Linked DNA regions of Homo sapiens: region 1 is linked to region 2. The links are chromatin loops, found by intact Hi-C in ENCODE. Cell type or tissue: heart right ventricle. All regions are shown on one strand. Links, peaks and the distances in the headings refer to the core of each region. The heading gives the core; the rest is flanking DNA. Region 1 has its middle 35 kb from the start of ODC1-DT. Region 2 overlaps NOL10 (nucleolar protein 10).

Region 1 (2,822 bases), core at 105-2,604, 150 kb after region 2:
CTGAAAATACAGAAAACTATGAGTAATAATATAAAAATCACCCAAACTTCTATTAACATTATATACAGTATTTCCTTTCTGTGGTTTGTCATGTATAGATGAGTATTTCTTGTTTTAAAGACTAGGTTGATGCTATACATGGTTTTGTATACTGAGGGGTTTTTTTCACTTTAACTTACTTCATGATTCTCTTACCATGATGCTAGTCATTGAATATATAATATTTTCAATAATACACTATTCCATCATATGCAAAAAGCCTTTTGCTTAGTTTTTGTCTTTGAAAAACCACAGACATGAATTAAAATCAGAAAGAATGAGTGACAGACTATATGCAGGTGCACATTTACAAGCATAAAAGTATCTTCTTCAAAAACAAAGGGAAAACAATTTTTGAAAAATCACACATGCATGTGGGCGCGCACACACACACACACACACACACACACACACACACTCCAATTAAGCCTAAAAGACATTTGACAAAATGTAACATCTTTTCTTTAAAAACCTCTATGATAGATTATGGAAACGATTTGGAAATATAAGGCATTCACCAAGAACCAACAGAGGATATTTTTCTAAAGAGTGAAACTCTAGAACCAGTTCATTTAAATCAGGAACTGTACAAGGGTGATAATATGACCATTATTATTATTGAATATTGTCGTGGTTCCAGCGAATGCAATAACATCAAAAGCCTATAAAACCATTTTGAGACCTTGGAAAACAAGAAATAAATTTGTCTATTTTTGTGGATGATATGACTATGCACTTAGAAAACTCAAGAGATTAGTAAAAGTAACTAGAAATTATCAATGAGTATTGGTGACATTGCTAGATACTAGATAATTAGACAAATTATACAAATACTGACAGCTTCTGTCTATTCTAGTCATAAGCAACTAAAATGGAAAAAAGTGTATTTACAATAGCAACCAAAGCTATGAAGTGTTCAGAAATAAAATGTAACAAGAAAGAATAATGTCCTATGTAAACTCTAATTGGATGGCATAAAGCAGACTGAATGAAGAGAAAGCTTGGATGGGAATGCATATGTTTAACTTAAAGTACCCCTCCTAGAATTAATGTATAAAGTTAATGCAACTTCAAATAGAATTCTGATGGAGTACTTTTTTCTTTTATTTATATATTATATACTTAATATATATATTATATTATATATTTTTTCTTTTATGCACATATTTTATAGAGATGGGGCTCTCACTTTGTTGCTCGGGTTGGTCTCAAACTCCTGGCCTCAAGCAATCCTCTTACCTCAGCCTCCCAAAGTGCTGGGATTACAAGTGTAAACCCTAATACCTGGCCAAGTATTTTTTAAGAGGCAGAGAATTGGATAAAATTATCATAAAGCTTGTTGGGGAAAATTAATTCCTAAGAAATAAAACCTTTTGAAATAGAATCATTGGGGGAATTTGCATTTTCAGATCAAGACATGCCCGAAAGCCACTCTATTCAAAGTAACAGACTGTTGGCATTGGAATAGAAAGCTAGTTCTAGAACCAAACAGAGAAAGCAGAAATAGATCCCAGTACATTTAAGATTCTAACACATGAAGAAGATGTTCTTTTTCACTAATGGGAAAAGATAGATTACTTGGTCCTCAATCTTACAATTTATAAAATGATGGATTTTGACAAAGACATCAATAGCAAGACAGTAAAGATTTCTTTCCTTTTTTCTGTTTTTAAAGATTACTTAATAATTTAATGGTAGGGAAAACTCTCTTAACTCAGAAGTTTTTTTTTTTGAAGACAGACATATTTGTTGACATTAAGCCATTTAAAATTGTTTATAGCAAAAGATACAATAAACAAGGTGCTAGTTACAAACACTTGCAACTCAGAGGCCAGTGGCTTCATGTCTTGTATGCAAAGAAAGAGCTCTTACAAATTAGTAAGAGACAATCACCCAGTTAAAAAACGGGCCAAGGATCTAGAGAAGCAATTCACCAAAGGGCAAACCCAAATGACTAACAAAAATTTCTAAAGATTCTCTGCAATTTAAAATAGTGGTCAGATTTTTCTTTTTTTTCTTTTTCTTTTTTTTTTTTTTTTGAGACTGAATCTTGCTCTGTCTCCCAGGCTGGAGTGCAGTGGCCCAATCTTGGCTCACTGCAACCTCCACCATCTGGATTCAAGCGATTCTCGTGCCTCAGCCTCCCGAGTAGCTGGGACTACAGGTGCAGGCTGCCACACCCAGCTAAGTTTTGTACTTTTAGTAGAGACTGGGTTTCACCATGTTGACCAGGCTGGTCTCAAACTCCTGACCTCAAGTGATCTACCTGCCTCGGCCTCCCAGAGTGCTGGGATTGGAGGCGTGAGCCACCACACCTGGCCCAGATGATTCTTTACAAGTGTAAAACTACCAAAATTTAAAAACAGCAATAACATGTTTTGTTCTTGGGGTATGGGGAAATGAGTACTCATTTACTGGTTACAGCTTACTTGAGAGTATTGAGAGTCAATCTGGCAATACCTGTTAGAATAATAACCCTTCAGATCCGCAAAAATCCTTTTCCTGGGAAACGAACACATAGACACAAAAGCATCCATACATAAGGCTTGATATTCAAGGATTGTAGCCCTGGAAAACTGTGGGAACAAAGTGAATACCTATCAACGAGAGGGTTGAATAAAGTACAGTAATTCTCACCTTAGACTTAATTATGTAGCCATTTAAAAGAATGAATTTGAGTTACGATTGTTGACTTCATTGAGAAAACTAAGATGCAAAGAACTGTATAAGGTATGATCTGACTTTTGCAAACGATGTGATGAAAACCATATATATTTTTGTAT
Region 2 (2,822 bases), core at 98-2,597:
TATTTTATCAGCTATCCAGAGTATATGTTGTTTTAGTTTAACGGTAGATTTGACAGTATCTTGAAAATAAGTGTCAAAAATTCCTGGATGGGCCAGGCATGGTGGCTCATGCCTGTAATCCCAGCACTTTGGGAGGCCGAGGCGGGTAGATCACTTGAGGCCAAGAGCTTGAGACTAGCCTGGCCAACAAGGCGAAACCCTGTCTCTACTAAAATACAAAAAAATAGCTGAGCATGCTTTGGCACGTGCCTGTAATCCCAGCTACTTGGGAGGCTGAGGCATGAGAATAACTTGAGTCTGGCAGACAGAGGTTACGGTGAGCCGAGGTCGTGCTACCGCACTCCAGCCTGGGTGACACAGACTCTCTTAAAAAAAATAAGAAATACATGAAATTCCTAGATGGACGAGTGTTTTGCTATTTTGTCTCTTAATATTTTTATTTTGTCTTCCTATATTATAAAAGTAAATGTAGGAGACCAACAAGTGCTTGTATTTGTTCAGTAAGGATATATTGAGTACGGTACTAGGCTGCAGGAATATGTTGGTGAAGAAAACCAACATGTTCTCTATTGTACACTCACCGCCCTTGTGAGCTTACAATCTAGGTGAGGGGTGGTGATAAACAGATCTGTGACTAAGCGCTGTGAAGGAAGGCAGCAGGGTTCAGTGGCTTCCTACGCATTTTCCCTAAGTCAAGGGTCAGGCACTTTGTATCAGTCTCTTTTTTATGTAGATATTTTATCAGCCCCCTTCTTCTGTGTAGATATTATATATAGATTTGTAAAAATCTCCCCCACCTTCATCTTAAATTTGAATTTCAGGGTTGGAGACTTGGTGTTTTCTTTGCCTTATGATCATAGCACATATCTGGGGCAAAATAGTGAATGACCATATTTGTCCCACAATCTCTGGAAACAAAAGAGAACAGTAGAGAGAATGTTGGCCGATAGAGAACGTAGAGGTTGAGCCTCTATAATCCAAAAATCTGAAATGCAGACGCTCCAAAATTTAAAACTCTTTTGAGTGCCAACATGACTCCACAAGTGGAAAATCCAAACATGAGACTTAACCTAAAGTCTGTTTCCTGCCAAAAATTATTAAAAATATAAAATGTTTAAAGGTATAAAATTACCTTCAGTCTGTGTGTATAAAGTGTATATGAAGCATGAATGAATTTCATGTTTAGACTTGGGTCTCATCCCAAGATATCTCATTATTTTTATACAAATGTTCCAAAAGCCAAAAAAAAAATCAAAAATTTAAAATCCTTCTGATCTCAAGCATTTTAGAAACAGGCTACTCAGCCTGTATTGCTTTTCCTGGACAGACGTGTACAGTCATCCTCCCTTTCTCCTTGAACATACATCTCATATGCACATCATTTTACTTTATCTCCAAGTGGTATTTAGAAACACAGTTGACCAGGCCTCCTTAAAACTCTGTGCCCAGCTTCTAGAAGGCCACATTCTCCTGGGATTCCTTCTTTCATCTAGTTATCTCTTTTCAGTCTTCACTGGCTCCTCCTCCTGCTGATAACGTCCTAGACTTCGGATCTTGCCTCTCTCCCCTGACCTCTGAATGTTAGTGAGCGCTAGGACTTAGTCCTTGTCTCTTCTTTATTTATATTCTCTCCCAGGGAGCTTGTTTATGCCTAGGCTTTATATAACTAGGCTTTATATAACAGCTGTGTGTTAATGACGTCCAATTTTCCCTCTCCAGCCTTCCCTCTGAGCTACAGAGGTACATATCCACCAGTCTACTCGGCTTCTCCACTTGGATGTCTAATAGCACATCCTGTTTAATGTGTCTACATCAGAACTTCTGATCCAGCTCCCCACCTGCACCCCACCTGCCAGGGTCTCCATTTCAGCTGAAGCCTTGTTGTTGCTCACTCGGCTGTCTAGGCTTAGAGCGCAGGAGCCATCCTTGTTTCCTCTCCTCTCCACTTCATGCCTCGTCATCCAGTCCATCAGCTGTTTGCAGATTTTGTTCCACATCCAGCCATTTCTCAGTGCTTCCCTTCCATCAGGCCTCTGGATTACTGTAATACTGGATAACTGATCTTTCTGCTTCTGCTTTTGTCTCTCTTGTAACCTATTTTCCATGTAACAGCCAGACTGATGTAAAATATTAAAAATATAAACAAAACAGGCCCAGTGCGGTTGGTCACACCTGTAATACCAGTGCTTTGGGTGGCTGAGGCAAGAGGATTGCTTGAGCCTAGGAGTTTGAAACCAGCCTGGGCAACATAGTGAGACCCCATTTCCACAAAAAGTTTTAAAAATTAACCAGGTGTGGTGACATGTGTCTGTAGTTCCAGCTACTTGGGATGCTGAGGCAGGAGGATCCCTTGAGCCCAGGAGTTTGAGGCTACAGTAAGCTATGACCATGCTACTGCACTCCAGCCTGGGTGACAGAGCAAGACCCTGTTGCTTAAAATAATAATAATAAATATATATATATACACACACACACACACACACATACATATAAACAAAACAAATATAAATCAGATTGTGTTACTCTTCTGCTTAAAACCTTCCAGTGGCTCATTATTTTGCTTACAACTTGAAAAGTCTTACATAATAGAAAAGCAGAAAGAGACTAAAGAATCAGATTCTGTTTTCTTCTCACTCAACAGAGAATAGATCTCTATTAAGCATTAATCTATTTACAAAGATCACCAAATAGTCAGACTGTTAAACCAAATCCTCAGCCACTGCCACCATAAATGGGGAATAACTTATGGGCTGTTAAACCAAATCCCCAGCCACTGTTACCATAAGTGGGGAATAACTTATGGGCTGTATATTAATAATATA

The links. A loop is a pair of places that touch in the nucleus more often than their neighbours do. Peaks named below come from ENCODE experiments on the same cell type or tissue, not always from the same donor. Only the 100,000 strongest peaks of a DNase experiment are listed, where the experiment ranks them.
Region 1: a loop joins it to region 2, with 2.4 times the contacts of the local background. A loop is called at or near these places in 1 of 110 quality-filtered maps.

What each region holds. Positions count from the first base shown.
Region 1 is chr2:10,483,598-10,486,419 of GRCh38, reverse strand. No RefSeq gene overlaps it. Among named protein-coding and RNA genes, the nearest start is that of ODC1-DT, 35 kb to the right of the region's middle. In heart right ventricle, for the core only: no CTCF peak of the experiment used is centred there; no DNase peak of the experiment used is centred there; H3K27me3 peaks cover 897 bases.
Region 2 is chr2:10,633,456-10,636,277 of GRCh38, reverse strand. All of the region lies in intron 13 of NOL10 (nucleolar protein 10), which reads left to right. Among named protein-coding and RNA genes, the nearest start is that of NOL10, 55 kb to the left of the region's middle. In heart right ventricle, for the core only: no CTCF peak of the experiment used is centred there; no DNase peak of the experiment used is centred there; H3K27ac peaks cover 908 bases.